Linked DNA regions of Mus musculus: region 2 is linked to region 1. The links are chromatin loops, found by intact Hi-C in ENCODE. Cell type or tissue: heart. All regions are shown on one strand.

The links. Hi-C counts contacts between places; a loop is a spot of excess contacts. Peaks named below come from ENCODE experiments on the same cell type or tissue, not always from the same donor. Only the 100,000 strongest peaks of a DNase experiment are listed, where the experiment ranks them.
Region 2: a loop joins it to region 1, with 3 times the contacts of the local background. A loop is called at or near these places in 9 of 42 quality-filtered maps.

The regions. Positions count from the first base shown.
Region 1 is chr6:134,858,878-134,866,877 of GRCm38, reverse strand. It overlaps a transcript of Crebl2 not described here. Among named protein-coding and RNA genes, the nearest start is that of Crebl2, 33 kb to the right of the region's middle. In heart, no CTCF peak of the experiment used is centred here; a DNase peak (open chromatin) is centred at 3,507; H3K4me3 peaks cover 670 bases.
Region 2 is chr6:134,420,802-134,428,801 of GRCm38, reverse strand. It overlaps Bcl2l14 (BCL2-like 14 (apoptosis facilitator)), which reads right to left. Exons shown (of 7, transcript NM_025778.3): 3 at 4,740-5,191; 4 at 1,342-1,506. The coding sequence starts at 5,184. Among named protein-coding and RNA genes, the nearest start is that of 4933406J09Rik, 21 kb to the right of the region's middle. In heart, CTCF peaks have their summits at 1,446 (motif pointing left) and 3,492 (motif pointing left); a DNase peak (open chromatin) is centred at 3,181; H3K27ac peaks cover 284 bases; H3K27me3 peaks cover 292 bases.

The sequences.
Region 1 (8,000 bases):
TACATACTCAAAGTGATCTTTTTTTTTTTTTTTAAGATTTATCTATTTTTATTATATATAAGTACACTGTAGCTGTCTTCAGACACTCCAGAAGAGGGAGTCAGATCTCATTTTGGATGGTTGTGAGCCACCATGTGGTTGCTGGGACTTGAACTTCGGACCTTTGGAAGAGCAGTCGGGTGCTCTTACCCACTGAGCCATCTCACCAGCCCCTCAAGGTGATCTTGCTTCAGCATCACCTGCGATGAGTTTATGATCATCTCTATTCACCAGATCATGAGACTGGAACTTCTCCATGAGGCAGCTTGTCAGGTTGGAGTCTGACAGCTGGTATTCTGACTCGGGCCCTCCTACAACCCTGTGGCTTGTTCCTCACCATATCAGCTGTCTCCTTAGAGAACATGAGTGGTCCCACCCAGACATGCCCTGTAGGCCTGATCACAACCTCAGTAGAACAGTACAGTCGGAAATAAGCCGTCGTTCTGATGGCATCAAGATGGAGTGTAATGAGCTGGCTCACACTTTTCTCTTGGCCATAGATTGGCTCCTCGACCTCTGGTACCGAATGGTCTGAGATCCAGAAGGTAGTCTGTTCTCGGTGACAGAGCATCAGTGCAGGCCAGGTGTCGGGGCACACACTTCAAATCCCAGCACTCAGGAGGCAAAACAGGCAGATCTGTGTTTAAGCCATTCTGGACTACATAGCAAGGTTCAGGACAGCCAGGGCTATGTAGTTAGAGCCAATCTCAAAGGCCAAGGAAATCCCCAAACAGAGCCGTTAGATTTTGATCTACAATCATCCACAGAAGCTGACAGGCTGGCACACCCTCATTATCAGCACTCAGGAGGCAGAGGCAGGAGGATCTGGAATTTCAAGGGTTAGCCTGGTCTACACACCGTAAACTCCCGGCCAGCAAGAGAAAGGACAACAAAATATACCTTCAGGCAAGCTTTTAGGTTGAGATGCTTCCTTCAAAGGACCAATACAAAGGCTAATAAAAACTCATTTTTTCCTTTCTTCCTTCTCCTCACATGCTTGGCTAATGTGTCTGGAATGAAATGAGTCAGACACCTGTCTCACTGAGCCCTGCATTTTATGGCTCAGACTTCAGTGGAAAAGACCCTTCTGGTTGTTTGGCTGCTTGACTGATTGATTGGTTTTCTGTTTTATTTTGTTTTTCTTCTGCTTTTCAAGACAATGTTTCTCTGTAGTCCTGGCTGTCCTCAGGACCAGGCTGGCCTTGAACTCAAAAATCTGCCTGCCTCTGCCCACCTGCAGGCACTTATTTATTTTAAAGATTTATTGTATTTTTATTTGTGTGTGTGTGTGTGTGTGTGTGTGTGTGTGTGTGTGTGTGTGTGTGTGTGTGTATGTATGTATGTATACACAGTCAGTGTGTGTATTGTAGATGTGTGCAGGTGCCTGTGGAGGCCAGAAGAGGACATCAGATCCTCTGGAGCTGTAGTTAGTTGTGAGCAGCTGAGTGGGTGCTGGGAATTGAACCTGGGAGACCAGCCAATGCTCTTAATTGTTGAGCTATTTCTTCAGACCCTATTTAACTTAATGTGTGTGTGTGTGTGTGTGTGTGTGTGTGTGTGTGTGTGTGTGTGTGTGTGTACATATTCATGCCAAGCTCACTCAGCAAGCACAATGGCTATCTTAGCTTGCTTCTGTTCCTGTGGTAAACACCATGACCAAAGGCTAGTTGGGGAGGAAAGGGTTTATTTTGCCTCACATGTCCCTATCACAGTCTATCACGAAGGGACGTCAAGGCAGAAGCCTGGAGTCAGAAACTGAAGCACAGACCAGGGAATAATGCTACTCACTGGCTTGCTCAACTTGCTTATTTACACAGCACAGGACAACCAACCCAGTGGTCTAGGCTTTCCCATATCCATCATCTGTCAGGAGAATACTCCAACAGGTGTGCTTCCAGGCCAGCCTGATGGAGATGTCTTCTCCATTCGGGTTCCTCTTTCCAGATGACTCTAAATAATCGGCACAGCTGCCCAGCTTTCCTTATTTGTGGATTTTTGTTTCTGATACAGTCTCAAGTAGCCTAAACTGGTTTAGAACTTTATATAAAGACAAAGTTAGCCTTGAACTCCTGACTCTCCTGTTTTTACCTTCCAAATACTGGGGTGACACCAGTTTGCAGCACCACATCTAGCTTTGTTATTTTATGTTTTTTTTAGAAACTTAATCTTTTTTTTTTTTTTTTTGGAGGGGGTTATTTGTCACTATGGAGACCAGGCAAGACTCAGACTCATATAGATCTGCCTACCTTTGCCTCCAGAGTGCTGGGATTAAAGTCATATGCCAACATGCCCCGAGTCTTAAAATTAAAAAGGAGGAGGAGGAAGAGGAGGAGGAGGAGGAAGGTATAGCCAAATGGCAAAGTGGTGGTCTAATATGTAAGAATTAGGGTTAGTCCCCAACATTCCCCCAACCCACACAGACTTAAAAATCAGAAAGATGTAGGCAGGTTTGGTGGTTCGTGCTTTAGCTCTTAGGAGGTTGAAGACTGTCCTAAGTTGGAGGTCGGCCTGGACTATCATAGTTGAGTTCCAGGCCAGCCTAGGCTACAAAGTAAGACTATGTCTCATAAAAAGTAAATAAATAAAAGTATTAATTTAGAAGGCTTGGAGAAATGGCTCAGTGGTTAAGAGCACTGACTGCTCTTTTAGAGGTCCTGAGTTCAATTCCCAGCACCCACCGGGCAGCTCACAACTGCCTAATTCCAGTTCCAGGGGATCTGACGCCCTCACACAGACATATATACAGGCAGAACACCAATGCACATAAAATAAAAATAAATTTTAAAAATATTAATCTAGGGGCTGGTGAGATGGCTCAGTGGGTAAGAGCACCCGACTGCTCTTCCGAAGGTCTGGAGTTCAAATTCCAGCAACCACATGGTGGCTCACAACCATCTGTAACAAGATCTGACTCCCTCTTCTGGAGTGTCTGAAGACAGCCACAGTGCACTTACATATAATCAATAAAAAAATCTTTAGAAAATATTAATCTAAATTACATTTTTTTCCCAGAGCAGAGGAAGCCTCTTACCTTTTACAAGACTGAAATCAAGCCAATAAGTAAAGTTAAGGGTGATCTACCATTCCTGGCAAACTAAGTGGGTGAGATGGCTCAGCTGGTAAAGGTGCTTGCCACCAATTTGACTGAGTTCTGTCCCTGAACGGAAAGAGCCAGCTCTACAAAGTTTTTCTTTCACCACACACCTGCTATATGGTTCTTCTGCTATATGGTCCCCCCCCCCGCCCCGACCCCAATATATTTTATTTAATATTTACTTTTAATTTGGTACCCAGTTCTGTGTCACTCCTGCTTACTGCGACACAATTCGTGTGTTGGAGAAAAAAAAAAACGTCCTCCCTGCGCGCAGACCTTGAAAGGATGCACACACAGCCCGCCTTTGTTCAAATTCACCAGGAAGGGAAGACTGAAGAATCCGGACGCAGTTCTGAGAGACGCCGCTTGGCGGCGCTGTGGCTAGCGGGCAGAGTTTTCACCCAGCTACTCATTGGAATTCAGAGAAATCTTGGTCTCTTAGCAACCACACAGCCAAGCTTGCAGAGCACCCAGACTCAGCTGTGGGTTCATCAATCAGTGTGCTCCAAACGCAAAGCTTCTAAACATCAGAGGAAATTCCCCAGCAAATAATACCCGTTACGGGCGCGAAATCGCTACTCAAAATATTGTTTTAAACTATTTTACAAATGTGATCATGCTCAAAAGGCCCCAACAGACCGCCAAATCCACAGCACTTACCGTGGCCTCTCCGTTTTCTGTTCCTTTTTTTTTTTTTTTTTTTTTCTTTGTAAGTCAGCTTCTCATGTATCCTGGGCTGGCTCTGAACTCCCCGATCCTCCTGCCTGTACGTCCCCAGTCCTGGGATTACAGGCACGCGTGACCACACTAGATTTTTTTCATTGCTGGCAGCAACCCCATCTGTTGCTTGGACTTGGTGCACGCTCGGTGAGCTCTGTACAGACCGAGCTCCTGCCTGCCCCTCGGCTGCTTTCATAATTAGGTTCAGAGGACATGCAGATGTCTCCATGGCAATACACGCTTTCCCCTGAGTGGGTGCGCATGTGCAGGGTTAAACAGACAATTTGACTTGGTGTGGAAGGAATTCACTGCAGGCCGGTCTCACTGACCTCAGGCCTCTCAGACCCTCTTTAATTTTTTTGAGCTGCTACAATCTGGTAGGTTCTGGACTTTTCCCAAGTGTGGACATGTCAAGAAGTGCTATCTATTCTTTCGCAGAAGCCTCTTTTAAGAGGGTTTTTGGAGTCCAGTGAGATGATTCAGTGTTTAAGGGTGCTTGACACTGAGCCTGGCTCCTGAGTTTGGTCCCCTAAACCCACAAGGTGGAAGGAGAAAACAGATTCCCATCGTTTGAACTCTGATCTCTATGCATGCTGTGGCGCGCGCGCGTGTGTGTGTGTGTGTGTGTGTGTGTGTGTGTCTATTATAACCCTTATCTAAACCCATGTCTATAACCCCAGCATGTGGGAGGTACAGACAAGAGAGTTAGGAATTCAAGGCCAGGATTGGCTACAGGAGTGTGTGGGAAAACAAAAACCAAACCAAACCAAGTCAAAACAAAGGTATTGCTTTAGTGACTGACTCCATCAGCTCTGAGTTATACAGTAGACGTTACAGAGTTTGGATTGCCTTCATACTTGAAGGACGTGGGATTTTAGCTCCCCAGGGTGACCAAACGCAGGCTGAGGAGGCAGACCTGGAGGTCGGAGGACATCATGTGGTTTGGAGCATGCAACAGTCGACATGGCCTTCCAGCACTTTACTAACCAAAGCGTAGATGCAGAAGACTGATGCTCCTTTAGGGAAACGTTCCAGAGACGCTGCAGTAAGGTGGATACTGTTCTTTTATGTAGTCATGGCAACCTGGCTCTGGTTCCCATCTCTAAACCCAGCACTGGATAGGTGGCCACAGGAGATCCCTGGAACCTGATGGCGGGAAACCAGTGATTTCCAGGCTCATTGAGAAAAGAAAGTGCAGAAGATTGACAAGGGTCTGATGACAGCCTTCCCTGCTCTGTGCTTCAAGTTGGCCTGTACCCACCCCCTGTTTAATGAATTCCTGTCTCATTTGTTAGGTTCGCTCTCTCCCTCCTTTTGAGAAGAGTCTATCACAGTCCCTCGAACCCTGCTCAGGGTGACTTTGAACTTCTGATCTGCCACCTCCTGCGTGCTGGGATTGCAGGTGTTCACACCCTGTCTGTGTGGTGCCGGGGACGTTTGAGCTGGTGTCTGCCAGACAAGCACTCTACCCATCGAGTTCAGCGCCTGGCCCGTTTCCGCATTTGTCCTCAAGACGCTCCCATGATGTCCCGCTCCGGGAGGCTTTAGAGTTTTCAAAGACTTTTTTTTTTCCATACTAGGCAGAGTTCCTGATCTCTCTGGTTGAAAAGCTCATGTTCTCATAGTTTTGTCCTTTTTGGCTGGGAATACTAAACGACGAGGGTCACTCTAACAAGGCCCGGGGCATTCTCCACTTGCATCTCCTCCCAGGCCTCACAGACGAGCCATGACGTGAAGGGATGTTTGCTGTGTCTTTCTGATATTCCTTTCTCTTCCCGTGGCTCTTGGGTTTGGCTGCTCCAGCTTGAACAGCACGTTTGTATCAGTATTTTTGCTCTTCTTTGTTTTGTTTGGTTATTTTAAGACAAGATCTCTCTCTATAGCCCTGTCTGGTCCAGAACTATGTATTGATCTTCTTGTGTTTTTTGAGTTGGCATCTCATATAGACCTGGTTGGCCCCAAACTTGTGATGTTGCTAAGAATGAACCTTCTACCTTTAGCTAAAAGTGGGCGGGACAAGTTTAATGAGGATCATTTCCTGTTTGTTGCTGTAGTCCCAGTAGGGGTGCTCTGGCTGTGGACCTGGGTGGTCTGTCCTGGCCTTCAGACTCAGTTCAGAGTCATTGGTCCCAGAGTCTTGAAAGTGCTTGCCAGGAAGAGGTTGCTGAGGGACACGAGACCGGACTGGGCTTTTCCCGTTCAGATCTTTATCCAACAGAATAGTCTGCTAGGCACAGCTCACTGCCTAACTCCAGCCCAGCCCAGCACAGCCCAGCACAGCCCAGCCATGCTTGGGACCCTGTAACAAGCAAGTAGTAGATTAGTTGAGTTTGTGGTGACCCCAGGATTAAGAATTCAACTGAAGGCTGGGTATAGTAGCATAGCCCTTTAATCCCAGCACTCAAAGAAACAAGGCATGTCGATCTCAGTTCCAGGACAGCCTGGTTTACAAATCGAGCTCCAGGCCAGCCAGAACTGCATAGTGAAACCCTGTTTAAATAAAGATAGAAAAGAAAAATAAACACAGCTGATCTTCTGCCTCATGGTTCCTAGAGTGGGACAGGGCTGCAACAGTTTCAGTCACAGCTACAATGTGTCCTGTGCCATAATCTGACTTTCTGGACAGCTCCGTGCTGTTTACAGTCTGAGTTCCTTCAGCCAGTTCTTCACCCTCTATACTCTGTGTCTCAGATGTACTGTTCTGAGCTGTATTGACCCCCATTTTGGCCATTTCCAGGGGTGCATCGGAGCCTGACTGTCCATGGTCTGTAGCATTCACCTATATCCACAGAGTACACACACCTATACCCCTGCTGAATAACTACCAAACTGATGTCACTGAACAGGGAGAAGAGGCACACTTACTTGGGTTAAAGCAAGCTGTAAAATGCCATTATTTTGCATACTTTTCACACAGGCACCCCTAGTGAGTTGAGGAATATAAAAAGGTGTGCCGATTGAGTAAGTTCTAGGCAGGCCTAGGCAACGGGAATGGTTCAATGAGCAGATGGTAGGAGGTTTTCTTCCATGAGGGCTTCTTAAGGGGGAACTGGATCTGGAGATCAGGCCCATCAGACACTTTAACTGAGTGACTTTGTGCAGTGCACACTCAGCAAAACTTTACATGACAGTCCAGACAGATTAATGACCACTTGTAATCAAGTAAGACAGAGAGTAAATAAGTGGTTCTTAAAATGAACCTAACTAATTGAAGGCTATTATTGCCACAAAGAGCCTCCAATTATACCAACTCAAAGGATAAGTATAACAATATATAGAAACCACCTGGGAATATCCTAATACTGCATTTTGATATGAGCTCATTAAATCTTTTTTTAAGATTTATTTATTATATGTAAGCACACTGTAGCTGTCTTCAGACACTTCAGAAGAGGGTGTTAGATCTCATTACAGATGGTTGCAAGCCACCATGTGGTTCCTAGGACTTGAACTCAGGACCTTCGGAAGAGCCGTCTGCGCTCTTAACCACCGAGCCATCTCACCAGCCCCAAACACTTCTATTTTTGATAACTTAAATCCTTACATACTGTGAATATTTTTATTTTCAGATTTATTTAGTTTGTCTATGGGTGTGGTCAAAAGACAGTTTGGGGGAGGGGGCTTTCCCTTCTGCTGTATGTGTGGGTTCTAGGGATCAACTCAGGTTGTCAGTGTGGTGGCAAGCGCCTTTACCTGCTGACCATCTTGCCAAGCCAATCCCGTGTTATTTAACAGGCAGGTTTTCATACCCCTGTGACTCAGAAAATGGACTAAGGACCCGCCCCATACATTTAAATAAGAAAGGATCATGTGTCTGTGTGCTTGCCTTAGTGAACGCCTATGCAACACCTATGTGCAGGGGCTCATGGGATCTCCTGCAACTGTAGTTAGTTACCTGGGTGCTGGGAACTGAACCTGGGTCTTCTACAAGAGCAGTAAGCAGTCTTCAGCACACTTGACCGTGGAAGCAGAGGTTAGCCCACCACTCTAGTTCTCCCCGTTCTACCATGTGGGGCCTGAAGTCAGGCTGTCCGGCTCTAGCGGCTGTAGGTGTACACAGTTACCCCAGTGCTGTCAAACAGGCAACTGAACGTTATTTTGGTGAAGATACTTTATTTTTCATAAAAATATAATTGTACAATTCTTT
Region 2 (8,000 bases), 440 kb after region 1:
CAGGCCCAAGAAGGTGTAGGGCAGAGGAGAGGAGAGTGATGTCCTGGACTCACAACCCTGAGAGAAAACGCCTGTAAATCTCCATAGCCCTGTCTGCTTCTGTCTCTCTGGGAAAGACAGAGTACTGGAGTCTTGGGTTCCTCCTGTAGGCAGGGAGGAGTGCCTTGGCTTTAGCTTGCCTGACGGGATCAGTTTCTACCTCCCAGGCACATTTGGGACGGCAATAAAGCCTCAGCTCTTTCTTGTTAGCGTGCTTGGAGGGCTCCCCACTCAAAGCCTCTTTGGCATTTTTTTTTGGTTTCGGATAGACAGCAGACAGTGGAAAAAATCCACACCCTGTCTCAAGGTCTGAGATAAACGACGCCTTCGTGGAGAGAATTCTGCTCTATCCTTCACTGTGCTAAAGACCCCGGAGGCACTTTGGCACTTCTAGGGGCTGAGGAGAGAGAGCTGAGACAAAGGTCAGCAATGAAGGAAGGCAAACCCGGCTCCCTTCAGTGCTTCCCTCTGATCCCAGGGTTTCCCTAAGGCTTCTAGAGTCTGTAGTAGTCTCAGCCATTGCTACAGTGTACCCAGTGACTGATCTAATTTAGTCCCCAATTCTCCCTTTTTTCAGCACCTTCTGAATCAGACCTGGGGTTGCTGAATCAAAAATGAATTGTTTCCCACAGGTTCACGCTTTGAATGCCTGTCCTCAATGGTTGGCACTGTTTGGGAAGGTTGTGGAGGTTTAGGGGGTGGGGCCTGCCTGGAGGAAGTGGAAAACTGAGGGCGGGCCTGTGGGGGTATATTATGACTGGCCACTTCCTGCTTTCTTTGCTTCCTGATTGACTACAGAATGAACATCCACCATCTTCTGTACTCTGCAGCCATGTTCTTCTGCCTAAATGTATGTGGCCAACAACCATTGAATGCAACTCTCTGAAATCCTAAGACAAAATAAATTTTTTTCTCCCTTACATTGCTGCTGGTAGGCATTTCTCTCACAATGGCAAGAAAAATAAATATGTCTGACCATACTGGGTGTTTCACAGGGGTCCTGGGTTGGCTGATGCTCTAACTCTATGTACTAGTGTGATTAGAGCTAGTCCTCTTCTCCCTCCATGGGAGACTTTTCTTCTGACTTAGCAGTGGGCTGACATGTTGGCCAACAAGCTAATGGCATTCCTGTGTCTTGGGTGATGTCTTAAGCCAGAGCTCAAGGTCTCCATCGTGTTGCCTTCAAGTGGGCTGAGATTCCCAATTTGCAGAGCCCCGAGCTGTGTCCACACAAACACACCCAGACACTTCTGTCTGGCACATGCTCAACCCAACACACTCAACTCAGCAAGGAGGGCTTACCTTTATTCTTAGAGTCACAAGGTCCTTCAAACCTGAAGTACAGAATCTCCGAGACCCTCTCTTTGAGCTTGCTTCCTCCCTGGCTGTGGATGACATCTGGTGGTGGCCAGGAGTAAACAATTTCAGCCACTCTGTTGGCAATACAAGCCACTTTGGAATCCACAACTGAAACAAGAAAGCACTGCTCAGAGGCCATCCCCAGAACTGGGGATGCAGTGTGGACTTCTGGTTGTTTAGGATGAAGAGGCCAGCCTCAGATAAAAGGACTATGCCCAGGAGTTTGTGTTTGAAGCGGGACAGTCTTCAGAAGGGACTAGCAATTCCCCATAGGCTGGGGTAAGGGGGCAGTATACAGGGGCCCTTCCACACCTTCATCTTTTCTCCCTTGCAAAGAAATGCACCCAACATGGCGTGGGGTGCTAGCATTGCTTGAAAGAATGTTCTTGGTGCTTTTATTTTTATTAAGCTTAATTACATTTGAGGGTAACCTTTATACATTGGAGAAGGAGAGGTGATCTCTCAGTTCCCAGGAAAGTGTTCAGTAGTCTGATACTCCTTGCTTTTATAGTCACAAATTTCCCCTTAAGTTTAATAGAAAACATTCAAGTAATGCTTATAGGTAAACAAGGCTTCATACACACGACCACATCTGTCACCTCAGCACTCAGGAGTCCAGGGCTGCAAGGTCGTGAGTGTCAGACCAGCACAGACTACAGATAGCTCAGAAAAGTGTGTAACATACAACTCATCTTTCCTGAATTTGTAAGCCAGGAAGGGATGTACTGTGTGTTTCCACTCAAGGAAGGAAGATTTACACGGCATAGACTCAAGTTATAGCCACCCAGAAACAATGCAGCTTTGTATCCGCTTGGGGAAGGCGGGGTAGAGCAGGCAGGTACTTGGCTGACTTGTTGGGTAGTCACTGGTGTTCCACCAATCAGCTCACTGTAGGAACTTGAAGTGGTTCTGTGTTTGGTCCCAAGTGGAGTAGCTGAGTGTAATCATACTGTATTTGGAGAAGAGCATTCATTCACAGTAATTAATGATGGGGGTGGGTCAAGAGGTAGGGGTTAGTCTTGGCTACATAGCGAGGTCCTATCTCAAATAAGTAGTAAATAAACCCATACATACATACATATATGTATATTTGTATATATATATATATATATACACACATATCCAAATAATCTAGAATAATCTAGAAAGAAAGCCATCTCTGCCTTTCTCTTTTCTTTCTACTTGAATGGAGATATGATATCTAGAATCTCCACAGCCCTGTAGAATATGTTCTTCAGAACATCCAACATATAATTAGATATGCATAAAACTATGTATTATGGGAGCTGGAGAGATGGCTCAGCACTGGCTGCTCTTCCAGAAGTCCTGAGTTCAATTCCCAGCAACCACATAGTGGCTCACAACCATCTGTAATGGGATCCAATGCCCTCTTCTGGTGTGTCTGAAGACAGTGACAGTGTACTCATACATAAATAAATCTTAAAACAAAAACCTCTCTGTATTATGGTTATATACATTGTAATATATGGTTATTAAGCCTAAGATACAATTTAGCCAATAAACCCACTCTCTCAAATTTAGTTTTTATTCTTAATCTCATCTGAAATTTATTTTTCTTCTTTCTAAAAGGGGAGGAGATGATGTGAGTGATTTCTTTTGAAAAGTTAGGAGGGAAAGCCAAACAATACTTTTGTCATTTCCTCTAGGAAATGCGGAAGGAAGGCTGTGGAAACTTCCTGTCTCTGTGCAGGCCACAGTGACCCCTAAAGCCAGGTCATTGGGGCCTCCAGCTCTGATCCACAGTTGCTGACGCATGCGTGGGAAGACAGGGCAGGAGAGGAGGGCGGAACCCCTCTTGCTGTGGCCTCAGCCACCCGTGCATTTAGAAGCAGATGAACAAATCTGAGAAGATGGCTTCGTGTGGTTCAGGCAGTGTGTCCGCCACAAAGTCTCACTGCCTCTTGAGTGATGGGTTCTGCGTATTCTTAGGAGCCTGCATCCTCGCAGTCTAACTGAAGAAGTTCCCTTGGTCACAGGCTGGTTTGGAGCCATCCATGTCCATGCAGGGCTGATTCCAACTTAGAATGATCACAGCCCTTTAAAACTGAGCCGTTACTGCCATCTGCTGACTAACTATGGACAAGTTTCCTAGGCCCAACAAACCTGGCAGGAAGGGGCTCTGCTGAGGTGGGAGTGGGTGGGATGGCGGGAGAAGCGTCTGCTGAGGTAAAGGGCACTTCAGTGGTGGTAAAGTGGGTGGAGGTAAAGCCCTCAGTGATAGTACAATTTCTTTTTTCCTAACAAGGGAAGACTTTATCAGTTTTTTTAAAAAAAGAATAGTTTACATTTTTTGAAAAACTTCCCTTTTTAAAAGATTGTCTGCACGCATACCAGAAGATGGCATCGGATCCCATGGGACTATAGTTACACACTTTGTGAGCTAGCACATGGGTGCTGGGATTTGAACTCAGGACCTCTGGAAGAGCAGCAGTGCTCTTAACTGCTGAGCCATCTCTCCAGCCCGGTGGCTTATGTTCTGAAAAGTATTTTGTTTCTTTTCAGTTTTCCAAGACAATCTTACAGTATAACCCTAAGCTGGCCTCCAACTTGTTAAGTACCCCAGGCTAGCCTAGAACTGGCCATGCTTTTCTTTCTGAATGCTGAGGACGGCAGGTATGAGCCAGTGTGTTCAACTGAAAACCTATCTGCTTCTATCTCTTTGCCTGAGTGTCTTTCTTTCCTTCTTTCCTTCCTACCTTCCTTCCTTTATTCTTTCCCTCCCTCCCTCCCTCCCTTCTTCCTTCCCTCTTCATCCCTGTTACTCCTCTCATGCCTCTTCCCACTGCCCCCTCTCTTTTCTCTTCTCTCCCTTCTCCTTCCTTCCCTTTCTCTTTCTCCCTCTTTCCATTGTTTGTTTATTTGTTGTTTAAGACAGGGTCTCATGTAGCCCAGGTTGGCATTCATCTCACTATATAGCCAAGGCTGGCCATGAACCCTTGAAAGTCCTGCCTCCATCATCTGGCTCTTCTCTTTGGTCTTTCCATCAACCGGAAGAAGTAGGAGAGGGTGTGACTCTCCAGTATATGGGTGTAAACACAGTACCCAGGCTCCCCAGAGGTGAACTGGCCCAGGAAGAGGCAAAGCCTCTGCCCTGGCTAAGGTGCCTTCTCTCTCAAAGCAAGCTTCTTTACCATCACAGAGCCAGAAAACCCCTACTGCCACCATCCCCTCCCACCCTTCCCTCCTTGGGGAAAGTGGGTGGTTACGGCGGAAATTAAAGAAGTGGAAAGGCCTCTATCTTCAGCAGGTAAGAGGAGGCCAGCCTCTTGGCACACACAAGGAAGGAGAGTGGTGCTAGGCAGAGCTGTTCACAAGCCTACCTTCACTCTCCAGGCGCTGCTCCACACTGCTCAGAGACCTGGGCCAGTGCTGGTTGTGGAAGCCACTCTGCCGCTCTACCGGGAAGGGGCCCTGAGGACCCTGAGCTCGGATCTCCTTTGGGGAGCTCGGCAGGCCTTCCTCCTTCTCGGCCACCCTGAAGAGTGTTCTCCAAGAAGACTTCTTCTTGCCCAAGCTGATGTTCTTTTCGCTGGAGGGGGAACCTCTGCAAGGCAATGATACCTGTGTCCAGGAATCAGTTGACCAAGTCCCCAGGGCTTTCTGGGACAGACTCCTTGTTCTGGAGAGCTTGGGCGAGAAGACAGCCGGGGTGTTCTTGAAGACATGGTGTCTGGCGTAGAAGGCCAGGATTTTGAACTCTATGCTGTTTGGATCATCATCCTCCAGGGGAATGTCTTCCAGGTCATACACACTGGTGCTGCACATGCTGGGTCTGGAACGACAGAGGGCAAAGGTGCTTAGCGTGGGGGAGGGGGGCATTTGCTTTGCAGGTTAAGAGAAAGCATGGGGGAGACCTGGGAGAGCATCTTTTGGCTCTGAGATCACATTGTTAGGATAGGCAGGAGTAACCAGTGTCAGAAGAGCCTGGGGTACTTAACAAGTTGGAGGCCAGCTTAGGGTTATACTGGGACGGGGGGGGGCAGGGGGGGGGAGACAGAAGCATACACAAGCCAGGTAATGACAGACTACGGGCTCTAACGGAGGGGAAGATAGCTGGGTGTGGGGAGGCAGGGGGAAAGTCCGCTTCATATGGAACAGGTGAAGGCAACAGAAAGACAGGGGATGTGCTTTATCTTTAAAACTTCATGGCCAGTTGCCTGGAGGTGGTGGCACACACCTTTAATCCCATCACTTGAGAGGCAGAGGCAGGCAAGTCTCTGTGAGTTTGAGGACAGTCTGGTCTACAAAGCTAGTTCTAGGGCAGCCAAGGCTACATAGAGAAACTTTGTCTTGGGAAAACAAAACTCAACCCATCAAACAAATAAAAACCAAGAACCATGCTGGGGAAGTGGTGGTGCACGCCTTTAATCTCAGCATTTGGGAGGCAGAGGCAGGTGGATTTCTGAGTTCAAGGCCACCCTGGTCTACAGAGTGAGTTCCAGGACAGTCAGGGCTACACAGACAAAACCTGTCTCAAAAAACAAACAAACAAACAAAAATTCAAAAACCAAAGCAAAGCAAACTAATGAACCAAACAAACCAAAAAACTGCATGGGCAGAGAACTTATGAAGACATGCTTGAAGTTTGCTGAGAATGGTACAACACAGGTATCTGATGGCCAGGGCTTGTGTCATGTAGCCCAGGCTGGCCCCAAACTCAATAATTTGGAATCATTCAGAGAAAATAAGTGAAAAGGCAGGTGTAGACACACACACGTATACATACATATGCACACACATATGTTTACATACACTTTTATTATTATTGTTGCTGTTATTAATTATTTAATGTGTATGTGCCTACACATGCCACATGTGGAGGTCTATGGTTCAGTTCTCTTTCCACCACGTGGGTTCTGGGGATGACTCTCAGGTTGGGAGGTTTGTGCATCAAGCACTTGCTGAGCTGCCTTACCAGCCTCATAGCTACCACTTTCGAGTAAGGTATTGAGCAAAGACCTTCTACACTCACAATACTCCATACCCTGTGGGTGTTGTAATTCCTAGTCAGTCCACAGAAATCTCAGGGTCAGATATGGAATGCTGTTTTCCATAGGGCACAAACTAGTTACTGTTGTAGGTAAGCTTCGGATTCGAATTCGGATTAGAAGACCCTTAGACCTGAAGCACAAGCTGTTTGACAATACAGCCTCAGCTGAATTTTGAATGGAAGGATAAATGGAAGGCCAGGCTTTCTTGCATCTGAGATGAAAAGGGAGAGAAGGCCTTGGTGCTCAGCAAAGCAAACTCTCTGCCAAGGCGGAGATTCTCTGGCAGGGAACCAAAAAGGGGTAATTCTAGGATAACTTCAACAAAGAAAATGGTGCAGCGTCCACTCCTTCTGCCCATATGGTTATTTGGAGGAAATGAAGATGATCGAACCACTTCTGCCCATTTCCAGGCTTGGGGTGTTATTCCTAAAGGAATTATGTGATCATGTTCTCCCATAGGAACATGGAAGAGCTCCCTACAACGCCCATTACTGCCTTTCAATATCATAACGTAAATAAATAACGGGACCTCTTACTCAGTGACAGCTTACTCCGAGAGCCAATTACAGGAAACAAGCCATGCAAGCTGAGGCAGAAGGTACCTCAGAAGGCAGAGAGGAGAGGCTAAGTGCACCACAGCCTCTGCAGAGGGAGCAGAGACCCCTCAGACTGGTCTAAAGACATGTCACAGATTGTGAGTGTAGAAGATAATGCACGGGTGGCATGTATGTGCACATACACACTATACAATAATAATATATGTGAATATATAAATATATGTATGTGTATATGCATGTATATAAAATGAAAGTTATACCAGGCACGGTAGCTTATGATCAACACTAGGCAGAAAGATTGCAAGTTCAGGTCAGCGACTATCTTATTCTTCTTTTGTCATGTGCACATCAATTGCTGACAAGAACATGTCTTGAAAACAGGTCATCAGGTGACATACTGCAAACTGTATACTGATGCATGCTAAGAGGGTTATCAGACCAGTTGCTGATATGATCTCAAGGAACAATCCTTATACTTTGTATTTGACCATGGTTGGCCAGAACATTACTGTGTAGCGTGGGACTGTATAACTTTCCCTGCCTCTGTCCTTGGTGGGGGTCTTAGCTAAGCTTCCTTCTCTTGCTGGTCCTGTTTTGTTTTTGGCCTGAGAGCTGAAGATACTGTAATCATGATGGAGCTAAAGTGCTCTTAGTGTAATCCACTGGCACATTCCTCTTTTCCCTTCCACTGTGCTCTCCCATACCAGGGCCAACCTATAGAAGGACAGGATAGCATCAGACAGGGATTTAAGCAGTGGGACATGGTTCAGACAGGCAGACTGGACTCGAGTGTGGGACTTGTGATCATGGTCTGACAGCTCCAAACTCACATTACCATTGGGCGATTCAATCTCTTTGGTCCTTGTTTTCTACATAAACTGAGATTCACATGTCAAGGATCTAGCTCAGTGACAACACACTTACCTAACACACACAAGGACCTGGGTTCCCAGCACCATAAGAAAATAAACAAGCAAACCTCCTCTTGTCTAGACCGAGAATGTTCTCTAACTCCCCTACCTTGGCTTTGATG